7 separate regions of the Homo sapiens genome follow, and all the other regions are linked to region 1. Evidence: chromatin loops called from intact Hi-C (ENCODE). Cell type or tissue: heart left ventricle. All regions are shown on one strand. Each heading gives the region's core, and the rest is flanking DNA. Links, peaks and the distances in the headings are about the cores only.

Region 1 (4,443 bases), core at 311-4,310:
ATCCAGCTTGGTTTTTACAAGTATGTCAAGCCCATGGAATTCTACTTTAAGGCTCTGACCACAAGAGTCAAGTACTTACTATATCTCATACATACATTCACACTCATCACTCAACAGCTAACAAAATTAGCATTTAGGAAATGAATCTGAGAAATGTTTTTTTTAACCTCACCCTGAAGACAAATATACTGACTGTGGTTTGTTTCTGACAAGAAAAAAATTGTGTTTTGAAAGAGATGCTTTCCATGTTCAAAAATCTAATTTCTGTGATTTCTCATCTAACGTCTGATATGGAGACACATATTCAATGGTGCTCAGAAGCAATTGAAAAACAGATGGAAAATACCAGACAAGGGTAGTCAGTCTAGAGAGGGCAGTGAGTTACAATGCATTCAGTCCAACGGGCTCAAGTTCATAGCAACAACTGAGAAACTGACACAACAGAAGGAAGGAAGCAAGGAAACGTGGCCAAGGCTGAGGGGCAAGGTAAGAAAGTGCGTTTCCCTGAGCAGGCAGGGAAGACTGGTTGAAGATTCAAAAGCTTCTAGGCAGTTCTCTAGGGCAGCTGCTGGTCATTCGATTTGAAAGTTACACAGGAAGAGCAGCTGGAGTGGGGCTTACATCAGAGACAAGCCTTCATGCGCAAACCAAAGTGGAAAAAGCCTCCCCGTGCCAGAGGAGTCACTCGAAAACCCAGGAGTGCTTAAAAGACTGCTCTCCTCTGGGACAAAAGCCCAGGCAGGATGGCCCAGAGACATGAAAGCTGTCACCCTTGATAACCACACACTATGGCACTGTGGCAAACTTGGTTTTGTCTCTATGGAGCAGTGAGAAAAGCCAGGAATGATATCATTCCTCCAAAGCTGAGGCAAAGAGGACAGGATCTAAATAGAAGGTTGAAGTTTATAGTAGATTGTTTTCTTTCCAAATGACTGCACATTTGACAGAAATGCCAGGAACAACAAAAACGCATATTTACCAAGTGTTCTTGGTCTGAATCAACACCAACCCTAAAGGAGAAAGACAAAGAGCAAATGAGATTTTGAAGCCAAAAAATGGTCTATTCACACATATACATTGTCAGGCAACTACTTTTCTCAACACAGAAGCTATGGAATGGTTAATGTTTTCTTGCTTCTCTATAGCTGTTGATGCAGATTTTTGGCTCCTGCCACTTTCCTTAGCAACAGCTTGGATTCTAAGGCAAGCAGGGTGTACCCATGATTCTCTTCCTGCAATCTTACTTACCAGTTTCAGAAAAAAACAGCATTTTTTTTCTCTGAATATAGGTCCACTCGAAGCGGAATCAGGGAGAGCAGCACTGCCCCAGTTGCTAAATAAGAATTACTGGCTAGCTCCAAAAACAAGGATGGCACAGTGCAATTCACTTCGCAGCTCTCATGGCAACATTCTGTTACGATGACTGAAGAGAGGGCCCAATTACAGGTTTTTCATAGGCTAATGGATAGACATTAGCCTTGCTTCTTCACAACTCTTGTTTTATCTGTTTAAAATTCCTGCTTTCTGTATCCCAGGGAAAAGCTTCACTACAAAGTTCTCTGGCTCCTCTCTATTCCCTAAACACGGGCACTCACAAACTCTGTTCATTCCTCCTCTAAACGGTCTCTCAAGTCTTCTCTCCTTTCCATCCCAACTGCTCAAGGGCAGCCCTCATCCTGAGGCTCACGGGCTCTGTCGTGGAAGCTTTTCCAGCTGCCAGGCTCTCCCCGAGAGTCAGCTGTCGCCAGCATAGAGCTCGCTGTGTTACTCCCTTGACAAAGGACTCTGAGAGTGGCTTACAACCCAGAGGGTCAAGTCTGAAGTCTTTTGTGGGGCATTCAAGACTCTCTACAAACTAGCATCCCCACCCCACTCCAACCTACTTTTCCATCCTCATTTCCCATCATTCTCTTCTACATGCCCCATTCTAGCTATACCTGCCTGCTCATCTCCCCAAATCCATCCTCTCCTGTGCCTCCCATGCCTTTGCTCATGCTGTTCTCTCCAGCTGCAATGTGCTTTCCCTCATTTTTTAAGCGATTTTCAAGTTCCAAAGTAACCATTCTACGACCCCTTCAAGCAGAATCATTTTCTCCTCTGTGCATCTGCAGCACTTTCTACAGTCCTTTATTATGATACTTAGCACAGTAGAGTATAGTTATTTACCTGTCAGTCTCCCCAAAAAGACTGTGAGTTCCTTGAGGGTAAAGGCCATGTCTCAATTCATCTCTGTATCCCCAGAGTCTAGCACAGTACCTGACACACAATAGGTGCTCAAATGTTTATTGATTAAATTAACTACTACAGACAACACAGAAAAAATAGCAGTACTAGAAGCTGTAGCAGTAGCATCCCAGAACACAAATAACACTGAAGGGAGAAAATGATGCAAGGCTGCATCTGGAAAGCAAGGGAACCATGGTCAAGGACCTGAAAACAGATTGCTATGACCAGATTCATAATTCAAAGAATGGCTCATTTTTCCTTTGTTAAAATGGCCAGGAGCTGTTTTAACATCTTCTCAGTCACATTAAACTCTAACCACATTTATGCATCTCCAGTGACATCTAGTGGTCTTGAAGATAGCACACTTGTAATAGATGGTACATTATTAGAAGCTAAGTCAATGTAATAAACATTTATAGAGCACTTATTATTTGCCAGGCACTGTACTAGGCACAGGGCATAGAAATGAATTAAACATGGCCCCTGCCCTCAAGGAACTCACAGACTAGTGGGGGAAACCAACACAACTAGGGCATAATCCCTAAGGGCTTCTATCAGGGAGCTCTGGGTTCAAATCTGGACTTGGCTGCTTTCTAGCTGTGTGAACTCAGTCAAGTGAGGCAGTCTTATAAATCATCACTTTATCACCTGGAAAATGGGGCTAATATCCACCACACAGAGTTGCTGCAAGGATTTAATGAGAAAATGTATGAAAAGCTTTTAAAAGAGTATCTGAAACATTAACACTAAGTGGCAGCTCTTATAACAATATTATCACAAGACTGAATAAAATAAGTGCTACAATGAAGAGGCCCAATGTTGCACCAACATAAGAGTGGTTCCGAGGGAAAAGAACAGAGGGAAAAGGAGGTGGCACTTAGCTGTGTCATTTACTGACAGTGAAAGAGCATTCCAGGCAGAGGGAACAGTATGAGCAAAGGCTCAGAGACGCAGAAGTGCAAAGCATGTGTAGTAAATGATAGAAATGTGACTGTCACAAACTATGTGAAAGGACATGGGAATAGCTGGCTGTTTCAAATTTACTGTGGATCCACCGTTCACATGACAACTAAAGTGAACCTTTTACACTGTAAATGACTTCATGTCACTCCCTTGCTTTAAAATCCTCCAGGATTTCCAATTGTATTTTAAAATCCAAATCCCTTACCATGTTCCACAAGACTATACATTAGGGGTCCACAAAGTACAGCCTACAGGCCACATCAGCACCTCTTCTGTTTTTGTAAATAAAGTTTTACTGGGATACAACCACACCAATTGATTTATATATTGTCTAGGGCTGCTTTCACACTAGAGTTGAGTAGCTGAGACAGACCATATGGCCTCCAAAGCCTGATATATTTACTCTCTGGCCCTTGACAGTTAAGTGTGCAGAACCCCTGCTTCCATAGGATCTTGCCAACCTCACTTCCTATCTACCCTTCAGTCACTATACTCCGGCCATGAGAGTTTTTTTCCTGTTCATTCAACAGGCCAAGTTTGTCCCTTCCTCAGGACATTTGTACAACTTGCTCTTCCCTCTGCCTAGACTGCTCTTCTTCCTGATGACTGTTTAACTGGCACCATCTAGTCACGTAGGTAAGACTGAACTCAAACATAACCTCTCAAAGAAACCGTCCCTGGCCTCCTTGTATCAAAAACACCCCCATCCCCAGTCACTATCACAGTACCTTGCCCGATTCCCATCACAGCATTTAATATCATCTGCAGTTATCAGGTTCATTTATGTGTTACTAGCTTATTGTCTGTCTTCTCTCACTAAAGTATGGATGTTATGAGTCGAGGAACCTTTTCTATCTTATTTTGATCACTGTGCTTCTCTAGAGGAGGATTTCTTAACCCTAGCATTACTGACATTCTGGCCTAGATAATTCTCTGTTGGCAGGTGGTGAGGAGCCTGTCCTATGCATTGTAGCATGTTTAGCAGCATCCTTGGCCTCTACTCACTAGATGCCAGCAGAGGCCCCCTCTTCCAGTTGTGACAACCAAAAATGTCTCCAGAAAGTGCCAAATGTCCCTTGGGCGGGGGGCAAAATTCTCCCCAGTTAAGAAGCACTGAGGCTGGGTGAGATGGCTCATGCCTGTAATCCCAATACTTTGGGAGGCTGAGGCGGGCGAATCACTTGAGGCCAGGAGTTTGAGACCAGCCTGGCCAACATGGTGAAACCCCATATCTACTAAAAATACAAAAATTAG
Region 2 (4,443 bases), core at 334-4,333, 130 kb before region 1:
TTTGAATGTGATTGTCATGGTAACGATTCCTTAATCACAGCCTTCAGAATATTCTCTCCCACCCAAGAAATCAAAGAACAGTGAATTCCAAACATCTTCTTAATTAGGTACACTTGTGATGAGACTGGGTGGCACAGACTTCTCATTTACCTCACTTTTATTCAAATACTTATGCTACTATAGAGGTCAGAAACATCGGCATGTGCACCATTAAAAACACATTTTAAATGTTTACCATAAAAGGCAATGATAAATACAACTGAGGTAGCCACTGGCTCATTTTCTTTAACAAAAGAACTGGTAAACTGGCTCTCATTCGGCAAAATAATTTATTGGAAATAAGCAGTACAGATTAAAGATGCCTCATTTTTAATAATTCCAACATAATTAAGATCTACAACATAACCAAATCTTTAACAGTATATTCATTTAATAAACAAGCAAAAACTGGAAGGATATTACCAGTTATAGAAATATAATAAAGTCCAGTTTTGTGTCCTTATATTTAGTACAGAGTATTATCTGGTGATATCCTCTATATACTCTGGAAGATCATTTATTCTACACGTTTCTATATTTATTTTATATGATACAATCATAATATTCCTCACAATTTGCAAAGAGAGGAATTATCCCTATCCAGTTTGGGAAAAGATGGGTTATATTTTTAAAAGTTATCTACCAGATATACTAAAAATTTCAAGTTATGATTAGTCCAGATTTTTCTGCAGATTTTTGCACTTCTTTCAAAAACTAAAGTGCACACATTTACCAAAGTTGGAGTAGTGAGTCATTTTTAACTTTGCATAGGAATATATGCAACTTTGCATAGGAATATATGCAACCCTGTAAAATACTGAGTCTGCTTTCATAGATTTTCAAATTAGTAAATAAAAGGTGTCTTTCCTTCCAGATGTGGCATGACCTAGAAACTAACAAAAGGTCCCACCATGCCCTAAATAAATACCAAGGAGCTCTTTCTGTGAGCCATTTCTGGATGCAAATTTGAATAATTTTTGGTCATAAAGGAAGAATAAGTATATTGGGGAAAAACATAAAGGGACAAATATATTTATTTTTTAACTGGAATATTAAAACCTTAAGAATACTTATGAATAAAAAAGCCATCGAAAATAGAATAGAGGCAAGGAGCAGTGATGCACGCCTGTAATCCCAGCACTTTGGGAGGTCGAGACCAGCCTGGCCAACATGGTGAAGCCCCATCTCTACTGAAAATACAAAAATGAGCCAGACATGGTGGTGCGTGCCTGTAATTCCAGCTACTTGGGAGGCCGAGACACGAGAATCACTTGAATCCAGGAGGCAGAGGTTGCAGTGAGCCGAGATTGCACCACTGTACTCCAACCTGGGCAAAAGAGCAAGACTGTGTCTCAAAAAAAAAAAAATAGAGTACACTACAGTTATCAAGCACAAAGAACAAATTGGAACAAAGGAAAAACACAAGTCAAATGGCAAAATCTAGCAAGAAAAATGGAGCAGCAAATATTTGCTGAAGTCAAAAGGTAAAAACCTTGAAATTCTTGTCCTTTGCCCTAATGTTCAATGGTATTTTTGTTTTGTTTTAAAAATATGAAGACTGATGTCCTCTCAATGACTATTACAGCAGCTCCCAAATAAAACAAATGATAAAATAAAAACTCACTTAATTGACTGATAGGCTTGAATTACTCATTGCCAAGTCTACAACTTTCCCACAACTCCAAGCATTCTTTCCTTAAAAGAAAAACAGCATTTTTTCCCTCTGACATGATGACCATGAGTAGCTTTTGAGGTGACTGTAATTCTGTATTTTTCTATAACTTGCTGTGGGTCACCTCCGCATTATAACTCCTAAATCAAAGCAACAAAAAACAAAGAATTGTACAGATCCATACATGACAATTTTGCCAGATGCATCTAGAGAGCACTGGCCCTCCCAGAAGTCTGAGAGGTACTCCTGAACCAAAGACATTCTAACATTGCTGTCACCCCAGCAACCATCGCCAAACCCTGCCCATTTTTCCTGCAAAAGAGCTTTCATACATTTTCTTCCTTATAATTTCATTTCTAAGGTCCTAATTTGGCCCATTATCACTTCACACCAGACTATTTCATCAGATTTCTTAACTATGGGTATGCCCTCTTCTTCACATAGCTAGCATCAGAATCATCTCTCAAATGTTCCACCTCGGATGTATCACTCCCATTGCCAAAAACCTTTCTCCATTGTAATCTAAAGGCCAAGTTTCTTTGAGTGAAATTCAAGCCTCTGGCTTTGGCTGACTCCCTGCATCTGACGTTCATTGCAGCTAGAGAATGACAGAAGTCTTGGTTCATGCCACTTTCCCCTAAACCAGTGATTCTCAAAATTGGCGGCACCTGGAGAGCCAAAGCAACTAGTGATGCCTGGGTGCCTGCTACGGTTTTCATGTGTCCAAGATTCAGGTGTTGAATCTTAATGGACAATGTGATGGTATTGAGAGGTGGGGCCTCTAAGAGGTGGGGTGATTAAACCGGGAGAGCTCCTCCCTGGTGGATGGGATTAAAGCTTCAACAGAGCCTTTGGCTCTCTTGCCCTTCTGCCTTCCGCCACATGAGGGCAGGGCGTTCCTCCCCTCTGGAGGCTGGAGAACTAAAGTGTCATCTTGGAAGCAGAGAGCAGCCCTTAACAATCGAACCTGTTTGCACCTTGATCTTGGGACTTCCCAGTCTCCAGAACCGTGAGAAATAGATTTCTGTTCTTTATAAGGTATCCAGTCTCAGATATTCTGTTACAGCAGCACAAACAAAGTCAGCGCCCCACCCCCAACAAAGTTCCCCCAGATGAATCTATTGTATGGCAGAGGCTGAGAACCACTGACCCAAATTCCTATAGCCTGTAATTGTCAGACTTTATTGTGCCTCAAAATCTCCTGAGAGAGGACCTTGTTAGGACACAGATGGCGGGGCCCCATCCCCAGCGTTTCTGATTCCCTAGGTCTGGAGTGGGGCCCATGAAAGTTGCATTTCTAACAAGCTCCCAGGTGATAGCTCACTGCAGCCTCCTGGGCCCATGTGATCCTCCCACCTCAGCCTCCTGAGAAACAGGGACTACAAACACACATCACCTCACCAGGCTAATGTTTTGTATTTTTTGTAGAGACAGAGTCTCACCATGTTGCCCAGGCTGGTCTGGAACTCCTGGGCTCAAGCTTCCGTTTTCCAGAATCTCTTCCACATTTATGAATCAATCTACAGAATATCTTAGAGATGATCTCGTTCATTTGCCTTTTTATAAACTGAGACCCAGAGTGGGGAGATGATTTGCCCAGAGTTTCCAATGCTTAGTGGCAGAACTCAGGCTAGGATTCAAAACTCCTGACTCTCTCCCCACACCCTATGCAGTTCAATACTCTTTCCACCACATCCTTCATGTGTCTTTAACAGCTTCTCCAATTAGAATGGGCGTTCTTTGCTTGAAGAGATCGCTAGTACTTTTTTTTTTTTTTTTTTTTTGAGACAGGGTCTCTCTCTGTCGCCCAGGCTGGAGTGGAGTGGCACAATCTCATCTCACTGCCACCTCCATATCCCAGGTTCAAGTGATCCTCCTGCCTCAGCCTCCTGAGTAGCTGGGACCACAGGCAGATGCCACCACACCCAGCTAATGTTTGTATTTTTAGTAGAAACGGGGTTTCACCATATTGTCCATGCTGGTCTCAAACTCCTGACCTCAAGTGATCCGCCTGCCTCGGCCTCCCAAAGTGCTGGGATTACAGGCATGAGCCACCACGCCCGGCCTTGAAGAGATCACTGTTGTTTTAAGGCTCCCCACAGCATCTAGCAAACCTAGCCAAGTGCCTTCTCCTTAGAGTAAGCACTGGATAAATATTTTTTTATTTCATCTTACTAAGTACTCAGCCCCATACTTTTCCTAAATTGGCATTGGCGCTCCATGAACTGTTTCCTTACAATTCAGCAACTGGGCAGCTCTGCTCCCATCAATTAGCCCTGGAGCAAATCCTTCATATCAGCACGCATGTGGCCATTATCTGCTATGGGGATAATCATGAACACATAAGGAAAATTTAGGGGGGTTTTAAAAGTTGCAGGAATAACTAAGTTTGTAAGGTGACAAAATTCAACTTTCAAATTGTATGTCAGAAAACGTTTACAAAATACCCTAAGTCTCATTTAATACCCAACAAACCACTGCAGCAGTAACAATCAGGCAGTCCAAGAATTATAAAGTATGTTGCTCTGGTACTTTGAATACTTAAGCCAATTATTTTCATGCTGAGGCTCTCCTGGTTCCTTAACAGAAAATTCAAAAGTAACTGGATTAAGGATAAAGAGAAGACAGAATGAGGGGAAGACAAAGAGGAGCCAATAGGTGGCAAGAAGCAGGTGGGTGAGCAGCAAGGGGGCAAAAGGATGCTGTCACATGCCTGTCCCACAAGCCGCTGC
Region 3 (4,443 bases), core at 99-4,098, 240 kb before region 1:
TTGGGAGGCCACGGTGGGTGGATTACTTGACGCCAAGAGTTCGAGACCAGCCTGGCCAGCATGGTGAAACCCCATCTCTACTAAAAATACAAAAAAAAAAAAAAATAGCCGGGTGTGGTGGTGCATGCCTGTAACCCCAGCTACTTGGGAGGCTGAGGCAGGAGAATTGCTTGAACCCAGGAGGTGGCGTTTGCAGTGAGCCGAGATGGTGCCACTGCACTCCAGTCTGGGCAATAGAGCGAGACTGTCTCAAAAATAAAGGGGGGGGGGGAGGTGAGAGCAAGAGTAAAATCATTGTAGTGCATATTCGGTTCATATTACATAGATATAGAACAGATGATAGATGAATAGATACATACATACATACATACATACATAGATTCTTGTTTAAGGAACCTCTTCATCTAAATTGGTAATTCAGTGAGAGGAAGAGGGGATTGTATTTGACAAACACAAGAAGGAAGTCCATTTATTTCAGTGAATAATTCTGTGCATGCTTGTTTATTACTGAAGAGAATTTTGTGTGTGAGAGAGGAAGGTTTGAATTACTTAACTACACAGTCAATTCTTAATTATCCATGTTAATAGACAGAAGCGATTACTCTGATAATCTGAAACAACAGATAATCAAAAATTCTTCCCCTTAATTAGTCACCTATCCTCCTACAGTTTGTCTCCCGCTCTATCCCCACCCAGAAAACAATTTTCTGTACATTAGGGAAAATGTTTTCCAGAGGTAATCTCTCCCCTTACAGGCAACTAGCCTACCAAGTGATCCATCAGTTTCCTGAGGAGAGGCTGTAATCCTGGAATGCCTATGTGTTAATTTACAACAAAGTCTAGGGATGGCAAGGAGGGAATCTCTTCCTAGAGTTAAAAATATACATGTCCACTAGTTAGAGGATACACTCACCTCCTGCCTCCTGGTATTAGTGCATCTCAGAAGCCAAGCCTTCAGTGAGTATAGGGCAGTGATTAAGAGCTGAGATGGTCAGGGAGAGCTATGTGACCTTGGGCAAACTGCTTTCTGAGCCTCAACTTACTCAGCTATAAAATAGGGGTCATAATAATTATGACTTCATTGGGCTATTGTCAGATATATGAGATAACGACTGGAAAGTCCCTAACACAATGAATGCCCTTGGTGATATCAGCTATTATTATCATCATTATTGTTATTACTTAGGTTGTTGACAGTGCAAAGAGCTATTCCAGGCTGGGCACAGTGGCTCAAGCCTGTAATCCCAGCACTTTGGGAGGCCAAGGCAGGCAGATCACTTGAGGCCAGGAGTTTGAGACCAACCAGCCTGGCCAACATGGTGAAAACCCATCTCTACTAGAAATATTTTAAAAAATTAGCTGGGTATGGTGTCATGCGCCTGTAATCCCAGCTACTTGGGAGGCTGAGGCATGAGCCTCTCACTTGAACCCGGGAGGCAGAGGAGGTTGCAGTGAGCCATAATTGTGCCACTGCACTCAAGCCTGGGCGACAAAACCAGAATCTGTCTCGAAAAAAAAAAAAAGGAATCATTGCAAGAATGGGGGCCATCCAAACTAGGAGCTGTGAGTTTGCTGCAAATGATTAATAATAATAATAAAATATTTTGATTTTTAAAAATACATTCTAGCAGATTCAAGTTATCCTGCAATAAGCTTTGCTTCTCATCTCACTTCTGATATTCTTTCCTAATAGCAGAGGAAACCGTAAGATTAGATCTGGTGCACTGGGAGCCCTGGGCACTCCCTGATGGGTGGGAATGTATCTGATGAAGATTGAGATCTGTTGACTGGGGGGCCTTTATACTCAGCCTGACCTCTCTGAGTCCTGATGAGAGATTTCTTCCCTCATCCCAGTAGAGAGCATCTTCTAGTGCCTGAAGCTCCCAACAGCTTCAGTTTCTCCAGATTTCCAGCCAGACCACCCATTTCTCCCTACCAGAACGACTTGGCTTCCTTATATATGTTCATATCATTGATGGTATCTCCTAATATTGCTCCAGACTGAAGGTGATTTTGCAAATATCTAATCTCATCCATTTTGGGTGGATTTGATCAGACCAGGTTTCAGAGTTCTGAGACTAGTCTTCTGTCAGTCTTGCCTATGTTAACTACCTTTGTGACCTTGGTCAAATCCGTTTTCTTCTGTGCTATGACCCGGGCTGCCTTAGAAATTCTCTGATGATGGTTCCTTCCTGCTCAGACTTAGGGTTCTAGGATTCCAGCTGGGAGAGGGAGAGGATCAGTAGGAAAGGACACAGTGTAAGCAGATGTTTGGAGGAAACCAAAGACTTCCTACTTAACACTTAAAGACCTCCTACTTAAAGACCTCCTCTTTAATAACTCCTACTTAACACTGCCCAGAGTAGCTCTTCTCCTGATCCCATTTTTCTCAACGGAAGAGATATTGGCTTGCATATACTGAAGCAAATGCTGCAATTTTAACATATTAGTGAAATCTCATAAGTTATTAATATTTGGTAAACTGGATGATTTCTGGTCTTTTTCCCTGGGCCTCCACAGAAGGGCCTGACCTTGCATGATAGCCATCTTCCTTTTACTCGCTAGGTGGCAGCAACACTCAGCTTTGCCAAACAGGAAAAAGGGTCCTTATTGTCATTTCTGTGATGATCTCTGCCATCTGTATGTTTGATTTGGGAGCACCTTGATACTTTGCATTTCTATTTTTATTTTTCTGGACAACTAAAGTTTAACTCCAGTTACAAGTAATCACAAATAACTGTAAGGATTTCAGAAAAAGGAATTGAATGTAAAGCCAGGAAACAACCAGCACAGTAACTGATGAATGGATGATGAAATAGAGCTGGAAAGACTTGCCCAAAGTCATACAGGTAGTTAGTGGCAGAGTGAGAACTAGAAGTCTGTCTCAACTCTCAACCCCAACCTCTTGCCCATTTTTTTCTTTTGGGAGGTGAATATACCCAATAGTTTCATGGAGTAACTATGGACCCTGGGGCAGATTCGTTAACCTCTCTAGGCCTCGAGTTCTTTGTCTGTAGTATGGGGATAATGATAGTAGCTACCTCATAGGATTCTATCAGAATTAAATGAAACTATGCCTGCAAGGGGCAGGGAGGCACGTCATACTCAGGCAGGTGTGTCACCCACAGGAATGGGCAGCATACACTGGGATGCCTGATGGCATTTTGGACCACAGCTTTCTTTGAGAGAGTCTCATACAACACTCCGCACATAATTTGCCTTCTTTTTTCCACATACAGGACAGTGCATGCATTTTTAACAAACACATTTAAGCTATATTCCAAAAATAAGAAATGAGAAAGGGGGACTGATGTCCAATGAAAGGATGTCCAAGGCCTCTTTCAATGTTAACAGTCTCTGAATGCAATGTGTCTAACTCCAGGTTTCTCTCTTAGCAGAGGAAGTGGGAGAGAAAGTGCCTCCATCAGTTGCTATCACATTGCCTCAATAACCCACCTATAACAAAGACCTGAGGTAGAATAGTTGGCTTTCCCTGATTATTCTCTGAGTATTCTAGGACAGTCTCTGAGTACCACACCTGGTACTCTGGCTCCCTTAAAATATGCACAAAACCATCATGAACAGAAACATCAATACAAGTGAGTCTCATACAGGTAAGCATTGCATTTGCAAATATCGCAGTGTAATCATAATCAGGATCCATTCTCAGAAATTTTTTTTTTTTTTTTTTGAGACAGAGTCTCACTCTGGCACCCAGGCTAGAAAACAGTGGCGCCATCTCGGCTTACTGCAAACTCCACCTCCCGGGTTGAAGTAATTCTCCTGCCTCAGCCTCCCAAGTAGCTGAGACTACAGGTGCGCACCACCAGGGCATGCTAATTTTTGTATTTTTAGTAGAGATGGGGTTTCGCCACATTGGACAGGCTGTTCTCGAACTCCTGACCTCAAGTAATCTGCCCACCTCGGCCTCCCAAAGTGCTGGGATTACAGGTGTGAGCCACCATGCCCAGCCATCAGAAATTATTCTTAGGACCAAAGCTACTGAGTATCTCCAGAAAGCCTAGGGCTGAGCCGGTTTTGTGGCTGGTAGAGTCCTACAGAATCACTGTAGCTAAATTAAATCCAAGTGATCTCAATGCCTTTCAGTTACAAAGTGCATATGTTATTTGTGTAATGTTTTGTTCATTTTTTACAAGGCACTTTGGGAGTATTTTTAATCTCATTTGATCCTTAAAACAACACTGGAGTTAGTGTGGCAGGTTGTAAGTCACCATCTCATAAATGAGAAGAATATGAGAGGCAGAACAAGATCAAGTACAAAGGCCTTCAAATCAGACAGACTTGAGTTCATATCATAGCTCTGGTACTTCCCAGCTGTGTGACTCCAAGCAAGTTAAATGGTCTTTCTAAGCCTCAGTTTCCTCCTCTGCAAAAAGGGGCTAATAGAGTTCGCTCCAGGGGTTGTTCTGAGGATTAAATAAG
Region 4 (4,443 bases), core at 232-4,231, 180 kb before region 1:
ATGATAATAGCTAATGACAGAATGTAGAAATGAGGCATCAGCTTCTCTAACCACTCCTACAAGAATGTTAGTATGTATTGTCATTACATGTTTACTTTTGATATTGTCTCATTATACTATGTCATATAATAATGTAGAATACAGTAAGTAGGTGATCCTGCATTTCAGGTAAGCGGTAGGTGGAAATCCAGATTTCCTCTTGAGGAAAAGTCCTAGGAATCACAACAGAAGGGACTTTGCAGTCCTCATTAACACATGGACAAAGAGCAGACAACTACTACGTTACAAGGGATTCAACTAGTCACTGTTGTGAAATGTCATATCCATGTTGATGACAGCCCTGGCGCCTGCTCAACTCCCCCTCTAGAGTTTTGCGGTTACTTCCGTAGGATGAATTTCAGCACTGCAGGAACATCTGAGGGGGCTAAAATATTTTCATGCAAGTTTCCAAACCCATAAACTATTTTGCTATCAATTAAAACAAAAATATTAATTAAAAACAATAAAAAGGACAGCAGGGTTAGTTTTGTTAAGCTTCCAGAAGTATTCGTTGTGACGATGTTCCTCTGAAACAGGCTCGTTTTCTCAGGTCTTTCTACACTTCCCAAATCACCTGCATGTTCCATGCTTTAAAGTAGGAACGCTCAGAAAACATGCCACACGGGGAAACCAAACGTTAGTACGGGGAAAGGTCAGTTTAGAATTACAGCTAAGTTCAAATGTTAATTTTCTGGAAGTTCGTGTTAGTTATTTGAAAGCACAAAAGAACAGAAGGAAGGGCAGAGTTCTGATGAGGAAGTTAAACCATGCATGTCAGTAGGGTTCTTTTCCTGCTCACAGAAGAGGGTGAGCAGTGAGTTGGAGCAGCCGCTGCAACTCTTGCATGTCGTGTGTCTACACGGTGGGTCCCAGCTGAGGCATGAGAGGCATCTCAGTGGGGGTTTTATCTCCTATGCTTCTTGCTTACATCACTAAGTGGCTAAATGATTAGCACTTTTCTGCTCTATGAGAAACATGCAGAAGAGTCAATCTACCTAAGTTTTCATTTTTAAATTGCAGCCGGACAGAAATTCACTTTGCTGCAGGGTTGCTTTTTGCTAAATGCTAATATGATCACTGTGTGCCCTTATTTGAGTAATACTGTAAAATGGGAGAAAAGACGGAAGGAGAACTTTAAAGAAGGGAAGGACCACTCTTCCCCTATTGATGGTATAGGGCAGAAAGTAAGGACACAAAGAACGAGATTCAAATGCCATTTTACAGGACAGGAGCCCCTGTCAGTTTACAGCTTTTTGGCACAGTCGGGACAATACACTTGCTCCTGGTGGAAAACAAAGCGCTTGTTGGCCAGATTCACGGAGCATTTTTTGCAGTGGAAGCAGTAGTCGTGCCAGGATTGTCCTTCATAGGCCACCACACTGGAGCCTTTACCAAACCCTGGGGGGAAAAAAAAAGAAAAGAAAAGAAAACAAGAGAAACAGCTGAATGAATACAGGTGAGGAAACCACGATTCAGAGAGATAAAATGACGACCTGCCCCACTCACAGACCGACAAGCACGCAAGAGCCAGGTCTGCCTGGCTCCCAGACCCCCTCCTCCACTCCATCGTGCACAGTCCCCCACGCCGCCATTGTCCCCCATGCCGCCGCAACCCTGCTGTGGCTCTCAAGGACCTGAGAAGATGCTGAAGCCCGGCCAAGGGCTTCCCTGATGTAAAGACCCCACGTTCCCATGCCACCACGCTATTGCCCTGTGACGCGCACCGACCTCCCAGCATAACCAGTTTCTTTGATTTAGGTCAGGGCCATGACATCAAAGTGGCCACCAGGAGGCAAACTTGGGCTGTTCGTGGGGTGTGCACTTACCGGGCCTCGAGGAGCTGCTAAGCTTCGATTTTTTCTATAAAGAACCACCACCCACGAGGGACAAGTCCTCTCTCCACCCGGATGCCTGCCCCGGAGGTTGGCGCTGGGAAACAGGGTGAGAGGCAAGCGTTTCCCGTGGCACACTGGGGGCTTCCTAGCTTTAGAGACTGGGTGGCTCACTCTTGACACAGTCCTTTTCCCTGAGGATGGCAAAAGTCTTCTCAAATGTACATTTCAAGGCTCCCCGGGAAGATGGGAAAATTGGAGGCAAGGGAAAGGGCCCAGGGCACGTGGATCGCGGCCGCGAGATGAGGAATGAAGTGATTAGCTTTGCTGATCGCAAAAACAAATAAACAGCAAACCAAAAAAAAAAGAAACCCTGCCAACAGGCATCTCTGAACTAGCCTTCAGCTATGGGGTATTACAATCCCGGGTTATCACTCTTCGGCCTCCCTTACCCCTTCCCCACCCTCCCCCACCCCCTTCTTTCTACCCTCCTCCCACCCCTCCCCCCAGAATCCCCCTGCAAAGTGGCAGTGCCTGCCGGTGTTGGCTGGCAGGTCTCAGGCTTGTGAACTCTCAGCATTGTTAGTCAACAGTCAGGAAGTGTTCTGTATTGCAAAGGCTAACCTGGCCTGGGGACGAATCCAAACTCTTGGGGGGCCTTTGGGACCACAATAGCAGGGGGAGAAGGGCATTCTCTGGGGGCCTTTGTGGATGAAACCGACGACAGGAAAATGAGAGATGGTTACCATGCGCAAAACCTAGCCTGGCAGACTTAGCAAGGACTCTTTAGCCTACCAGTGATGGGGTTCTTGCATCCAGCACACTTCTTGGCCACAAAGTTCTTGTAGCAATCCACGCAGTAATACTGGTCCTCCACAGCGGTGAAACGCTGCCCAGCCAGCTTCTTAGAGCAGGTAACACACACAAAGCAATCGGCATGCCAGGGCTGATCCTGGTAAGTGATTCCTCCAGATGTGATGGCCTAGACCAGGGAGTGTAGCACCGGATTCAGATTCAACAACCATTTTGTTGAATGCCTACTGCGTGCCAGGCACTGTGCTGGGCGCTTTGGTATACAATATCTCATTTAATCTCCACAACAGCCATGGGAGGCAGGGGCTATTATTATCCCCACTTTACAGATGAAGACACCAAGGCTCGGAGAAGGTGAGCCCCTATGTGAGGTTACACAGCCCCTAAGTGGTGGAGGCAGGCTTCTAGAGCCAGGGCTGCCCAGCTCAGCATGCCATACGGGCCACCCGCACCACCAGGCTGAGGATGCGTACTGACAGCCTGACTTGGCTGTGGCACTGCTTCCTAATCCACGATCTCCTCATCTGTAAAACGGGAATAATAATTCCTACGTCACAGGGCTGTCGTGAGGATGGAATGGGATAGTGTGTGTGGAAGTGCTCTGCAAACTGTCAAACACTTCTAGAAACAACGGTCAATGCAGAACTCCCTTGAAAGCATACCTTGTTGCACTTCACGCAATGCTTGGCAAACTTGGTCTCATGGCAAGTCACGCAGTAGAAGTCCTCCCCTTTAGGGAAGAAGCTTCCAGTCCCGATGACTTGCTTGCAGTTACTACAGGTGAAGCAGTCTTTGTGCCAGACGGTCCCCTTGTACTCCACGTTTTGATCTCCTGCAGAGGGAAGCAATTGGATAGCCCCACTGACAGGCTCTGCAGGGGGCTGCATCCACTCAGCTCCCCTCCCCAGGCCCTCCAGAGGTGAGGGGATGCAGGCCCTGCAGTTACTGGCCTCACACCTCCAACTAACCTACCTGTGTTCTACTTGTGCTTGTGCCAACCCAGGATTTCTGTCATGGGTGGGGACCCCAGCATTATTATTTTAGGATCCAGTGCCTGAATCCCCCACTCCCCCACCTCTATACCCTGCGTGCACTTAGACATTAAATCAGGGACTGCCTGGCCCAGAATGACACCCTGAGGAAGAAGCATGCTTTCATCACTTACTACGCCCAAATGAGAAAGCGCTACATACTGTTCACTTCATTCTGTTGCCACAGGCTGTTCTCGCCAGTGTTCTTTAGTCTCCGAGTGTGTGCGTGTGTGCGAGCATATATGTGTACGCATATATACGTGTATGTATATGTGTACATATATATGCTAAGATCTCAAAGCAGCTCAGAGCAACGTTAGCCCCACCATGATAAGCAAGCCCACATCACGTCTGCCCTCAGGGCCTCCTCCCTGGGAACCCGGGGTGGGAAGGAGGCAGTACCTGCCACAATGGCCTTGAAGCACCCCTTGCACTTGGGGGAGTCCTCCCGAGTGGTGCACTTGTTGCACAGGATCTTGTTGTCCTTGGCCACAAAGGTCTCATTGGCCAAGGGGTGAAGGCACTTGGCACAGCGGAAGCAGGTGTCATGCCAGAAGCGGTTCTTATAGTGCACCTCCTGGAAACCAAGCAGACAGGGTGGGCCACCATGAGGGGTGCTGGGGGTGGTGGCAGGAGCCCTCCCATAAGGCTGATTTCCCTGGGACTGACCACTGAGATGACACAGTCCCTTACACCTGGGACTGCCCCACAGTGACTATTCTTATAGG
Region 5 (4,443 bases), core at 110-4,109, 250 kb before region 1:
CCATGGTTGCTATGGAGATCTCAAAGATCATCCAAACTTCTCTGTGGTTATGTCTGAAATGATGTCTTTGGGGAGATTCAAATTATGAGGATGAGGACTGTGGGTGTCTGCCTCTCAAGATGCCACTTGTTATCAGCTACCATCATCTACTAAACCAGAAAGACTCATAGATTCCCTATCTTAATAGATGATTACATTTCATAGTAGATCTTTTATCCTGTCAACCATCCTGAATAACATACCAAATTAATTTGGGGCATAAATGGATGTGCTTTTTAGGAGAATTTGGCTCTATTTTCAGCTGTGAATTATGCATTAGTAAGAATTATTTGGACAGCATTCATCATCGTTTCCGAAGTTAATGAAATTCCATTACACTTCAGTACATTTTCATTTTACCCAGTGGTAAATTAATTCTCCTTCCCTCTTTCTCTCTGTCTCTATCTCTCATTCCTCTTTTGCATCGTTTACAGTAGTTACAGAGGGGGAAACATGGAGAGGCTTCATAACTAGAACAGGTTAAATAAGGGCCAGGAAAGACAGATGTTAACTGATTCTGTCTAAAATAATGATGTGCTCTGTAACTCAATGTCAAGATGAGCAAGAAAGGCTGCTTGTTTTCATAACTGCCACTGCTGTTTCCACTGCTCAAGAATTGAGGGCGGGATTGGCACTGGGGGGCTTAGCTGGGCTATAGCTTAGAAGCCTGGTCCCTCATCTTGACGCACTGCTCACACTTCTGAGGTTCTAGCAGGAGCAGCAGCACATAACACCCAGCCACGCTGCGGAATAGACTACTTGACTTGGGGAGGCTCCTTCGGCAGATGAGAAAGCCAGCAGCTTTGCAAAGTTCAGCTTTGCCCCATTGAGGAGAAGCAAGCCTGGAGCTCTCCTCGGTGCTAGCTGTTTGTGTTCATTATTGGCCTGGTCCCACCCTGTGTGTCTAGCCCTAGTCATAGCCCAAGCTAATCCTGCTCCCACAGGTCTCCTGCCCAATAGGTAAACAAATCTTCTCTCCAGTTCCCTAGGAACAGACCAAAGTGCATCCTGGAAGCTACTTTGGCCCTGATCCCTCACAGGTGGCTGTGTATGTTTCTAGACTCTTCTTCCAGCTAATAGTGTAGTGGTTAAAAGGGAGTTATCACTCTGAACACAGAGAAAGCAGGGTTTGAGTGCCTTGTACTACTGTGGGAATATTGTCAAGTTCTGTACCAACTTGAGCCCTGGTTTCCACAGCATAAAATGGAGACAACGTCTCTCTCACAGACATATTACGGGGAGGAAATCAGATAACATATGGGAAAGTACTGAGCACATGGGCTGAAACTTAGTGAGTGGCAGTTATTACAATTGTTTCTAGTTCATTCTAATGCTATTTACTGACTATTTTCTGATTCCCTCCTCCTTTTCTCTTCTATTTGCAGTTATGTGCAGCCTCCTGCCCACCCTCTGCAAGGTTCAGAGGGGTCATGGTAGCCACGAAAGTGTGGCTAGCCTTAAACACTCATTCTAATACCCTGGACTTCACAGTCTCAGCCAGTCTAAGCATGCTGTTTGCTTCATTTCCCATTCTTCCAGTCACATAAGCATGCTCAGACACTTATGTTCACATTGATTATTTAGAAGTTGGCACTGTGCCTATAGAAAATTTGGGAAGGGTAGGACTTTTTTACTCTCTTTAACTGTTTCATTCACCCCAGCAATGCGTCCCATCAGGTACTGTGCTAGGCCAAAAAAAAGAGCACCTGCTCCATTTCAGGTAGATTTCAGGGTCCCTCATTTGAATAGGCCCCTGTAAGTGCTGGGAGTCACAGGATGTTCTAGGTGGAAAGGGATGTAGATATCAAAGTCACCCCCAAGATGATGCAGGACTTGAGAAGGAGAAGATAATTTTCAAAGTGTCTAGTGGTTTCATTATACAAGTAATATGTGACATATTATATTATAAACCTTCTGCCTTTAGGCAGATTTGTGGGTTTTTTTCTTTTTTCTTTTTTTTAGAAAATTGAAATTTTGAACCCTTTATAGAGGAAAAAGTCTTCCAAATTCCTAAATACCAAAACCATACAAAAACAACTCTATTTCTATGGCTGAAAAAGTCCTCAATGAATCAATTCTGTCAGAGCAATTAGAAATGACCCCAGTCAGATGGATTGTTTTCTGGTTAATGGTATTTGGCCAAACTAACCGGAATGAAATCAACCAGATGGCAATCCCATTGATTTTACAAACATGGGTCATTTTAGAGTCCAAAAAATGGCCTTCCAATGAGCACTTCAGACATGTGATAACACCACAGACTCTTGCTTATATTAATATATATTAACCATCACTTTAGATTACTTTTCAGGTTGATTTAATTGCCCCTTGTATACAATATATGTTTATTCAGACTATTCAATGCTCTTGATTTCAATTAACTCCAGACAAATCCCTCTCAGAGCAAAAGGCAGAGAGCGTAGGTTTATTTGCCTATATTAACCAAATTGGCAGGTAGTCAGGCAAACACAACCATAGCAACATCTGTGTAGTAAGCTGCCCAGAGCTCCCAAGGCTGGAGAGTGATGCAAGTCAGGTGGAGATAAGAGAGTACCTTGATTGTCATTTATAGTTGTCAGGGAACTGACAGAACTGGGGAGGTGCCCTACTCTTGCTGAAAGCAGAAGTCATTAATGAGGGGGAGTAATCAGTATTGATTATGAAAGGTACAGTAAATCTTATGACCATATGTATCCCCTTATCAGGAGATATTCTCCAGGAGTCACCAATCCTGGGAAACTCAGATGGTTGTGACTAATTTGGAGCACAGAAAATTTGTACATAAAATTATTAGCTAAAAAGCAGCATGATATAGTCACTGAATTAATCTGGGCACCAGAAGGCCAGGGTGTTGGTCTTGACTCCACACTGTGTAACCTCAGGCAAGACTTTCCTTTCCTCTGCCCTCACTAGGTTCACCTGCAAAAGGAAATGAGTTACACTAAATGGCCACCAAGGTGTCCCTCTCTCTCTCTCTTTCTCTCTCCCTCTCTCTCTCTCTCTCTCTCTCTCTCTCACACACACACACACACACACAGTCTCTCTCTCTTTCTCCCTCTCTCTCTCTCTCTTTCTCTCTCTCTCTCTCTCTCTCTCCCTCTCTCTCCCTCTTATTCTACCAATTCCTCTCTACTAGGAGGGATCTAAAGTAGTCATTAATTTCTTCAAATTGGAGAAAATGGATATTCTCTTACCAGTAGAAATTGTTCCCAGAAGTATCTAATTTTAATATAAATAATATCAAATAAACTTCTCTCTTTAGACCAGGCTTCAGGCTGAGATCATGAACTTGCCTTTCTCCAGGGTTCTTTATTTTACTCTGGAATGACTTAGTCACCACACAACACGTGGCCACTACTGTTTTTAGCTACTGGCCCTGTCAGGACCTGCTTCTATAACACTTTTTTTTCTTTGAGATGAAGTCTCACTCTGTTGCCCAGGCTGGAGTGCAGTGGCGGAATTTCAGCTCACTGCAACCTCCACCTCCAAGGTTCAAGCGATTCTCACTTGGAGATTCTCGTGCCTCAGCCTCCTGAGTAGCGGGTTTACAGGCACCCGTTTCCAGACCTGGCTAATTTTTGTATTTATAGTAGAGACAGGGTTTCGCCATGTTGGCCAGGCTGGTCTCGAACTCCTGACCTCAAGTGATCCACCCACCTCAGTCTTCCAAAGTGCTGGGATTACAGATGTGAGCCACTGCGCCCAGCATATCACATTTTTTTTTTTTTTTTAGCCCTTGATGATAAAAGCTCCATTCTAGACAAGAGACCAAATTATTACACATTTTCATCCTGCTTTCCTTGAAGACTTCTCATCAGAAATATATGAGAGGTCCAAATACCCTGCAAATTTGCCAGCGTTTCATATGAACAGTTTTGTCTTTGTTTTAGTTGTAGCCATCCTAATAGGTATGCAGTGGTATCTCACTGTGGCTTTAATTTGCATTTCCTGAATGACTAATGATGTTGAGCATCTTTTCATGTGCTTATTTGCCAGCACTATGCTTGGCACATAATAAATGCTCCCTTCCAAGATTTTGGGTGGTTTCTACCCACTGCTTCCCAAATGCATAATTTCAACAGGGGCCATCTAGAGACAAGGATTTTAAGTTGCAGTTGCTTGTTTGGGAAGAAAGGCATGGGGGAGCTAGAGAGAAGAGTAGATCTCCTGAAACTTCTCACGCAGCACACTGTGTAGTGACCACAGACTTCTGGTGGGAATAATTGTCCTAATTCTAGCTGAGTGTAGTGGCTCATGCCTATAATCCCAGCTACTCAGGAGGCTGAGACAGGAGGATTGTTTGAGGCCAGGAGTTTGAGACAAGCCTGGACAACATAGAGAGACCCTGTCTCTGCAAAAAAACTTTAAAGACTACCTAGGTGTGGTGGCACGCACTTGTAGTTC
Region 6 (4,443 bases), core at 291-4,290, 550 kb before region 1:
GCTACAACATAGATGAACCATGAAAACATTATGCTAAGTGAAAGAAGCCATCACAAAATACCATAAATTGTACAATTGCATTTATGTGAAATATACAGAATAGGCAAATCCAAGGAGACAGAACACAGATTCATTGTTTCCAGAGACTGGGAGAGGGGACGATGGGGAGTGACTGTTAATGGACAAGCAGAACTTTTTCGGGTGTGATGAAATGTCCTAAAACAAGATTGTGGGACTGGTTGAGAAACTTTGTAAATTTACTAAAAAGCACTGAATTGTACAGTTTAAAAAGGCAAATATTATGGTATGTGATATCTCAATAAAAAAGAATGACTTCCAAGTGCCTACGTTGACTGGCTAGGTTAATGCTGATGTCAGAAAATAATGTAGAGAACACAAGTGAAGAAACACATTTGGCAGGGACTGTTGCCTGTGGGGCCTCTAGGTGCTGATATCTAGCAGACAGGTAGATTATGAGGTTGGAGCTTGGGCAGATGTCTTGGCAGGAGACAGAGATTTTGGAGTTATCAACTTGGAAATAGATGGTCATTTATGTTGTGGGAAATGATGCAATTACATAGAAAAAGAGTGTAGTGTGTGAGGACTGGAGGCCAAGCAAAGATCCCTGGGGAACACTAGCATTTAAGGGGTGGTAGAAGAGCTCATGGAGGAGCCAAAAGAGGAGCTGTCAGAGCGAATTGAGGAAAAGCAGCCAAGTGGGAGAAGGGGATTGCCATGGCATCCCAGAGTATTGACATAGAAGGAAGATCCAATTTAAATATCACTATATAATTAAGTCTCTGCTCATATTTCTAGTACTAACCCATACTGGCCCTGTTTTAAAGATATGGATAAGATGACTCATTCAATTATAAATCCTCTACAATAGACGCTTTTACAAATCCTGGTCCTTCTGACAGTTTTATTCTGCCCCCAACCCTACAAAGGCAGAGGTCACCTATCCAGGGCAGAATTAGTTCTTCCACTTTCTGTAGCCCCATTACTTGTGCGGGTACTCTTGGAGACAAGGAGAAGAGGGGCTGTCCCTGGAGGACTGGAAAAATGAGCTATCAGAGTGGACTCTGTATAGAGAGCTGGAAGGGTTTTTCCTGTTAATCAAGCAAGAATAACTAATCAGATGTTACTTTAGCAGCACTTAGCACCTTCCTTGATCTACATCTCTTCTTCCTACTTGCCCCAAGTTGTTCTGCCTCACGTGTTGACAGTAATATTAACAGCTGACCGCTGGGTGCAGTGGCTAATGCCTGTAATCCCAGCATTTTGGGAGGCTGAGGTGGGAGGGTAGTTTGAGCCCAGTAGTTCAAGGCCAGCCTGGGCAGCATAGTGAGACCCCCATCTTTATAATAATAATAATAAAAGAGCTGACATTTATTGTTTATTATATGACTGACATAAGCATTTACTTATTTGGTCCTCAAAATAATCTCGTAAGTTAAGTACTGTTATTCTTCTCATTTAAAAGATGGAGAAAATGAGGCACAGAGAAGCTAAGTAATTTGCCTGATGCAAGAGAGTGGTACAGTCAGAGTGGACCCAGGCAGCCTGACTCTAGGAGCACTTAGTCTTAACCATTACCCTACCAACCTCTCAGTAAGCAGCACCAAGCAGTGTGGTGCAGCAGTAAAGAGAGTGAATTTGAAGTCCATCGAGTCCAAGCCTCTATAACCTAGCACCTAGCTGTGTTACATTTGGCAACTCATGCAACCTCTCTGAGTCTCAGCTTCCTAATCTATATAATAGGGCTATTACTATCTGCCCTGTAAACCTCACGGATTTGTTGTGATGATGAAATGAGATGAGACATGTACTGAGTGGACAGCTACACCTATAAAGTTCTGTGCTTATTTTCCCAGAACCTCACTAGACAGTTGACACAGAGTAGGAACTCAGTACTGCTGATTGAGGGAAAGCAAGGATTTTTCTCACACTCTCTTTCGGCATTTGCTGCACTTTATTATAATTCTCTGTTTGAGAATCTATCTTCCCCACTAGACTGAGCTTGCCAAGGATGAGGACCAAAACTTGTCATCTCTGACTCCGTGGCACCTAGCTCAGAACGTGGCACCTAGCTCAGAACCTGGCACCGAAAGGGCACTCAATAAAAGGTACTATTTAGTGGTAGTGACAATAGTAGGAGAAACCCCAGAAGCAGCACTTTGAATGAATCACTTCCTCGGCGACTACAGCAACAGCCTGTGGCCAGCAGAGAGCAGCAGAGCCCCCAAAGCATAGACCTGTGCATAGACGATGCAAGCCTCTGTGCCTGTGGCCTGTCTCCTTTCTTCTCTAACCTGGCACAGTAATTGGCTTGTCTCTAACAGGATGGAAATTGTGCTTGGTTTGACTAAAATGTGCTTCCCCTGACACCTAAGCAGTTTGCAAATTTTGTCCTGAAACTAGGGCAACAGGACCAGTTTTAGTCACCAAAGTCATTCCCAATGTTACACAGCGTCCATGAGGTCTGAAACTCTCCGGGGAAGGACAGTGTGAAGGGCGCTTAGTATTTCCTTCATTCAGAGCTAAATTCATTTGACAAAAGATCTTATAGAATTTTGAAAGAATTCCTGGCTTTAGAAGACTGATAACTGATGACTTCTGCTTTAAAAAAAAAGTTTGCAAAGTTCTTTCAGAGAGAACTTTTTAGCTACATAATATTTTGATATCTTATGGGTAAAAAGAGAGCCAAATGAAAGCTCTGAGTCAGGAGTCATTAAAGTGGTTGAGTGGATGGTAATCATTTTAGCTAGTAATGGGGAGAAAGGACCAGCATACTGGAAAAGTGGTCTGTTTGTTTCTGCTAACTGATGGACCAACCTTATTATTTTTTCCATTTGACATCAGAATGGGCCTGGAACTAATGGCCCTTCAACAGAAAGCAAAAGCTCTTCTATTTATTTACTTTGTACTTTGGCTTTTACATGTTTCCGTTTTAATATCTTTTAATTACAGCAGTTAGTGTACCAGTTAAGAGGATGAGATTTTGGAGTCAGACAAAACCAGGCTTGCATCCCTGTTCTTCAACTTACCCAGCTGCATGGGCTGGACCACTTACTAAACCACTCCAAGAATTAATTTCTTTATCTGTCAAATAGCACACTAATTCTTGCCTCCAAGGGTTATTTTGCTGATATAATGAGATGATGTATCTAAGGCACTTAGCCCAGAGCCCACCACATGTTGAGTGCTCAGTAAATGGTAGCCTTTATTGTTCAAATATTATTTTAAAATTCCAAATACGCATGCACACAAAATTATGAATTCACCTTGAGGATACACAATGGTTAGGGTAAGATGCCAAAATGAGCCGTGATAAAGAAATAAAGCTCAGAGGGATGGGGTTAATTGTCCAAAGTTAGTCATAAGTGCTGGAGATATACCTTAAGCCTTCATCTATCTGAAGCCAAAGGCTCTATACCTTATCACCAGAAAACCAAGCCTCCCCCTTTCAACTTTGTTCAGGAGGAGCAATCTACTCTTGCCTCCAGCCTTAGGTCCCTCCTCAGAGCCCTAGTATCAGGGAATGCCCTGCACCCCCTTGCAGGTCCATCCCCGAGCCCACTACTCTAACTGACACTGGCTCCCAGGAAGCTGAGCTGTTTACCCAAGGTCACACAGTTGGATGAGCAAGGGCACCTGGGGAAAGAGTGGTAAATTGATTATTCCTTAGCCTCAAACTAGTGCTTCTGGAACATAGAGTAGAATTAATATTTCATGCAACCAGTCATTCACAAACATAGCATTGGGGATGCAGTGATGATCACGGCAGACCTAGCTCATAGTCTAGTGGGGAAGACAGACAAAGAAATAGTCACCTGGGATAAACACAAAGTGACCTGTGCTGTGACTTGGTGTCAAGGAGATAGGGGAAGCCCATGGCGTCATGGGATATCAGAGGAGGTTAGCTATTCCAGTCTTGAGAAGGTCCAAAAACAATCTGTAAAGTTCATTTGTTTTATTTGTTGGCCAAGAGTAATATCAATTGGTCAGTGACACAATGCTATTTTCATTCATTTATTTTTTGGGGAAAAAATTTACTGAACTAGGTTGCTGTGCTAGGCATGATAAAATACAGAGATGGCTCAGACATGGGCATTGTCCTTCTGAAAGCTGGTACTTTCCTTTAGGAAGTGGGTGACAATGGTGCTCTTCAGTTTATTCAGAATTACCAACTCCATCAGCTTCAGGTAACAGAGAATAATAACCAAGGCTGAATAATCCATTGGATGGACTTCTGCCTGGTTAAAATATCTGTTGATTATTTGTTATTATTTGTGTCACAAAGTGTGTTGGCTTATAAGCAGGAAAGCACACCTGAATTTCTGAAACCTTCTGCATGATTATATGTTATGGGATTAGCTAACAGAATATCGAAGACTGATCGTCCTTTGGCTTTTGAGGGTGAAATGAAACTTAATGTCAGTG
Region 7 (4,443 bases), core at 116-4,115, 470 kb before region 1:
ATGCTCATTTTAACTTTATCACAAATTAAATGACGTTATATTTTAGTATCAGAACAAATTAAAGACAAATCCAACTCATATCTATCTTCCTCCCCTTTGGGGGAAAAGCGTTATTGCAAAACGAAAGAAATATAGTTATATCATCATACCAATCAATATTAGGCAGGCATGGAATGGGGAAAATGTAAAACCCAAAGTTTGAAGAGGTATGGGCTTCAACAACATAAAAGGATAAAGTCACACATTAATCCATTATCACACCTTTGTTAAAAGTATTCAGAATGCTGAAGAAACCAAATCTGCACTCAAACTAGCACTACCAACACAGAAGTGAAATCGTAAATTTTAACAATCTGGAGGGATTGGAATATATATACAAATACAGAATGGGAAAGAAAAGTTGCAAAAGAATTTTTACAATAGCAGTCCAGTCGCGCAGTGGAGACAGGTTTTGTATCATTGACTTGCAAGTCAATTTGTGTGCTATTAGTGTGCCCTTTCCTGCTCATGAGAGCCAGATTAAAAGGGCACTTTTACCACAAAGTTTACAGAATCAAGTTTAACATTAGTTATTTTACTTCGAAGCTGAAATAAAAATACTTAGCAATTTCCAAGTATTCCAAACAAACATACACAGATTTTCCATCTGTATTCTGTGTATCTCCAGTCTTATTCCTGTGGTTATATGGTTCAAACATATATGCCTAGGGACAAAATTTACTAGGAAAGTAAAGCAAGGTGCAAAGAAAGTTCAATTAGTAAAGCTATATAAACAGCTACTTTAAAAAAGAAATCAAGAAACTGCATTTTGCACATAGTACATAAGCTAAACATCTGAGTTCCTAGGACAAGTGGGGTTGGCTACCAGAAATGGACAGCTACTAAATTTGTTCTTGGTATTTTTCCTCTTTGCAATAAAAAGCAGTCATGTAATAATCAACTGTGACCTTCACAGACAAGATTAATAAAGCATAGAAAAGACTTAAAAATTACATTTAAGACACTACCCTAAAGATTTACGTTCTTTTACACATCGGTGCCCCAACAAACACAACAAAAAGAAGCGTCGCTATTCAAGGGGGCTAGGACCAAGGACCAAGGATCTCAGCAAAGCAAACGTAAAAGGAGTGCCCCGCGAGGCTGGCCAGGCGGCCCGCTCTGCAGTGGCGCCCGTGGCACTCTCCTACCTTGGGGAACCAAGCCTTTTTGTCCAGGTCCCACTCGTAGGGAGTGTCCGTCGGCTGCTGCCCGAGAGAATCGGGTTCTCCGCCGGCATCGGTCTGGGTGTCACCATCCTTGCCGTCTCCGTACAATTCTTGCATTCGCAACTGCTCATCAAACTCATCGTTCCCATCCAAGTTGGTGCCGCTCATGTTTCCTACCTAGCTCAGGAGCAGGGTTCAGAAGAACTAAGAGGCCGAAATGACGCTGGAGCTGAGCAGAGAAAGGGAGGTCAACCGCGCTCTGCTCGCGCCCCGCCGCCCCCCGGCCCGCCTCCCCGCTGCGCCCCAGCAGTCCCCGGGAAATCGCGGCCGCTCGGCGGCTGCACCGCCCCCCTCTCTGCCCGCCCACCGCGCGCGCGCGCTGATGCTGTGAGCTCGGCCGCGCCGCCGCCCACCTGGCTTGCTCCGCCGGGCCTCGGCACCGCCGCTAGGTCCAGGGCGCTGCGGGAGCGCGCAGGCGCGCTGCCGCCGCCGCCACCGCCGCCGCCGCCGACCGGATCTGAGGCGACTGCGGCTCCCTCGGCAACGTCAGGAAATTACTTCTAAACTAAGCCCTGCTCAGGCCGACGCAGCCGCCATTGTCGGCGCGTGGCGACGTCGCGGGTCGCGCCGACACGCCCACTATGGCGTCAAAAAGCGCCGACGCCGGCATGCGGCGCGAGGCCCGGGGAGGCGGGGCGCCGGGGTTGGGGGGACCCGCTGCTGCTGCGCGTCGACGCCCACCGGGGTCGGGTTTGGGGCGGGGCGAGGGCCACTGGGATCCCGCGGCGCCTCAAGGGCCTTGAGCTCCGCGGGGTCCCCGGCGGATCGGCCGGCCCGGGAGGGAAACGGAAGGAAGGCGTGGGAATATTCCCTCGCGGGGGTGGCCGGGCGGGTTTCGCGAGGGCGCCATCTTAGGGGAGTGGGTGGGGCGGACAGGACAAATTTCTCTGGCTTCGAGAAAACGACGCGCCTCCTTCGCCCAAAGGCCCCTCCCCCGCTCAGGAACCGCGTCTTTTACTTGTTTCTTTACGACACCCGGGGATAGACACCGGATCTTGTTCATCTTGGTAGCCTAAACTCCTGGCACCGGCTCTGGTGTCTAATGCGGAATGAGCGAATGAATGAACGAATGAGGGGTAGAAGGGCCAACTTTCTTTTTCTGGTGTCAGCCTTCTCCTTTATCGGTCTCATACCTTCCTCTGGCTGGAGTTCGACTCCGTGGGAAGGATGGAAAGGGCAGCAGTTGCCTGCCTCTTGTACTGCAGATTTCAGTGGCGCTCGAGCTTCGAACTTGAAACTTAAGCATAAATGTAAACATCCCAGTGTAAACACCAGCTTTATTGGCCGGGAAACTCCGCTTCTTTGTCATTCTTTTAGAAAGACACAGCATACTTTTTGTTCTAAACAGAACTTTGTTTTCAGGAATTACACTCATTGCTGAAAAGGAAAAGGTCCATATTTTTAAGTTGGGCAGGTATTTATTGAGCCCCTACTAAGTGCAGGGCACTGCGTGAGGCTCTGGCGACCCAGGAGTTGACAAGACAGGCACAGCTCAGGGGAGACAGAATTAAGATGGTTGGCACCTGACAGATATGAGATGCTGGAGGACAGCAGTTCTCAAACTTTTTGGTTCCAGGTCCTCTTTACACTAAAACATTGAAAACCCCAAAAAACGTTTGTTTGTGGTTTATACTTACCAATATTTCTGCACAAAAATGAAAGCGGCTGTTAAAAAATACTAATTCATTAAAATAATAAGGAACCCATTAGTGTAAACATAAATATCATAACCCGGGCTTGAGGTCCGGGAAAACCTTACCAGAAGAAATTATTTCACTATTCCAGTGACCTTCACTTCTAAACATAGCAGTTGAGTACTACTTCTAGAAAATCCTGGCTCCCCACACACCAGTTGTGTGAATCTATGGTTTCAACGATAACAACAGTTTTTAATAGTTTGGGTTAGTTTTTTTTTAAATTACATTTCTTTTTCATGAAGTTCTCATTCTGGCAGGAACTCTTGGAGAACTGAATTTGTGTGCACTTTTATGATATAGGTAATGTGAGTTTTATTAGGCTTAAACTTTGCTAAATATTTTTTCCTGGATCCAAAAATAGCATACAGCTGTTTTCAGCAATGTGTTATTGGGCTCCCATTTCATTCCCGAGTTCACAGCATAGGTGATAATATGCGACACCACCCTACTGCACATATCATTGAGTGCCGGCTCTACCACAACCGTCTTTTGAGCAGGTGACTTAAAGGGTTCCTTATGCTTATGTCCCATGTCACCCAGCCATCCTGGCCCAAAGGCTGCCCAGGGTCTGTGTGGTGACCTGGCAGATAGCTCTGCATTCTAGACTGGATTTGACTGAGCCAGTAAGAACCTCTCCCAGAAAGTTTGAGTATGGAACATACAGGGATGTGGTCAGAGTAGCAAAGAAGCAAGGAGATACTCCCAGGGAAGGTAAAAGGCAGAACAGAGGCCTGCTGTGGAGAAGTTCCCCACGGGTGAGAGGAGCAGCTGAAGCAGCGAAGAAGGGTCACTGAGTCACTATACTAGTGAGGCAGTGGAGTTGAGAGGTACACACATTGTACCTGTAATGGCATTCTGTTTGGTCGTGAGAACTGGCAGTTTATAATTGCACAATGCTGTGGTCTCTGTGAGGCCTGGTTCCTATTTTTTCTCATTTCCCTGCATATTCATAGAATAACTCCCTAATGACTGAGGTAATCTGAAAGCATCTCTGTCTTTGTAACCTGTCTTTTACAAGTTTTTTTTCTTGCAAGTTATAGAAACACTCGAGGTAACAAAAAAAAAGGGGGGTGGGTTATAAAGATAGGGGCGGCTACTGAAACTCCAGGACTGCAGTGTAGATGGGCCACATAAAGGGATGCTGGACCTAGGAAGAATCTACATAGCTGGCTTCTCTCTGAATATGTGCTTCATTCTTCCCTCTGACCTTTATATGGGGTGATCTGTGTTGTACTTCTGCCCTAATAGGCCACAGCCTTCTTGGTGGATAAATATACATTAACCTACAAAAGCAGAGACTGCACTCCAGATAGGACTCACCTATCTGGCCTAAGAACTCTTTCTGAAAAATTACTGAACTATACCAAATCAGATTTTTAAAAAATGGTCCCTTCAAGCCCACTCTGTCCAGGAATTTTCCTATCCCCACATCCTATAATCTCAAGGCTTAGTGGAACTAAAAAGACTCCTTTCTGACAAAA

The links. A loop is a pair of places that touch in the nucleus more often than their neighbours do. Peaks named below come from ENCODE experiments on the same cell type or tissue, not always from the same donor. Only the 100,000 strongest peaks of a DNase experiment are listed, where the experiment ranks them.
Region 2: a loop joins it to region 1, with 13 times the contacts of the local background. A loop is called at or near these places in 81 of 110 quality-filtered maps.
Region 3: a loop joins it to region 1, with 10 times the contacts of the local background. A loop is called at or near these places in 75 of 110 quality-filtered maps.
Region 4: it touches region 1 in a loop (10-fold over the local background); 62 of 110 quality-filtered maps call a loop at or near these places.
Region 5: a loop joins it to region 1, with 4 times the contacts of the local background. A loop is called at or near these places in 75 of 110 quality-filtered maps.
Region 6: it touches region 1 in a loop (6-fold over the local background); 23 of 110 quality-filtered maps call a loop at or near these places.
Region 7: it touches region 1 in a loop (4-fold over the local background); 13 of 110 quality-filtered maps call a loop at or near these places.

The regions. Positions count from the first base shown.
Region 1 is chrX:136,026,699-136,031,141 of GRCh38, reverse strand. It overlaps SLC9A6 (solute carrier family 9 member A6), which reads right to left. Exons shown (of 18, transcript NM_001379110.1): 14 at 2,167-2,256; 15 at 980-1,010. Among named protein-coding and RNA genes, the nearest start is that of SLC9A6, 43 kb to the right of the region's middle. In heart left ventricle, for the core only: a CTCF peak has its summit at 2,575 (motif pointing left); no DNase peak of the experiment used is centred there; H3K27ac peaks cover 2,119 bases.
Region 2 is chrX:136,161,175-136,165,617 of GRCh38, reverse strand. It overlaps a transcript of FHL1 not described here. Among named protein-coding and RNA genes, the nearest start is that of FHL1, 34 kb to the left of the region's middle. In heart left ventricle, for the core only: a CTCF peak has its summit at 2,592; a DNase peak (open chromatin) is centred at 2,587; H3K27ac peaks cover 3,006 bases.
Region 3 is chrX:136,266,766-136,271,208 of GRCh38, reverse strand. No RefSeq gene overlaps it. Among named protein-coding and RNA genes, the nearest start is that of MAP7D3, 18 kb to the right of the region's middle. In heart left ventricle, for the core only: a CTCF peak has its summit at 2,561 (motif pointing right); no DNase peak of the experiment used is centred there.
Region 4 is chrX:136,206,865-136,211,307 of GRCh38, reverse strand. It overlaps FHL1 (four and a half LIM domains 1), which reads right to left. Exons shown (of 6, transcript NM_001159699.2): 3 at 4,118-4,292; 4 at 3,347-3,516; 5 at 2,667-2,853; 6 at 1-1,437. The coding sequence ends at 1,283. Among named protein-coding and RNA genes, the nearest start is that of FHL1, 12 kb to the right of the region's middle. In heart left ventricle, for the core only: a CTCF peak has its summit at 1,819 (motif pointing right); DNase peaks (open chromatin) are centred at 367 and 1,837; H3K4me3 peaks cover 449 bases; H3K27ac peaks cover 2,027 bases.
Region 5 is chrX:136,272,278-136,276,720 of GRCh38, reverse strand. No RefSeq gene overlaps it. Among named protein-coding and RNA genes, the nearest start is that of MAP7D3, 23 kb to the right of the region's middle. In heart left ventricle, for the core only: no CTCF peak of the experiment used is centred there; no DNase peak of the experiment used is centred there.
Region 6 is chrX:136,575,546-136,579,988 of GRCh38, reverse strand. No RefSeq gene overlaps it. Among named protein-coding and RNA genes, the nearest start is that of MIR934, 27 kb to the right of the region's middle. In heart left ventricle, for the core only: a CTCF peak has its summit at 2,231 (motif pointing right); a DNase peak (open chromatin) is centred at 2,248.
Region 7 is chrX:136,494,615-136,499,057 of GRCh38, reverse strand. It overlaps HTATSF1 (HIV-1 Tat specific factor 1), which reads right to left and starts at 1,466. Exons shown (of 9, transcript NM_014500.5): 1 at 1,188-1,466. The coding sequence starts at 1,373. RefSeq lists a silencer at 1,456-2,125. In heart left ventricle, for the core only: no CTCF peak of the experiment used is centred there; DNase peaks (open chromatin) are centred at 1,577, 2,007 and 2,147; H3K4me3 peaks cover 2,789 bases; H3K27ac peaks cover 1,922 bases.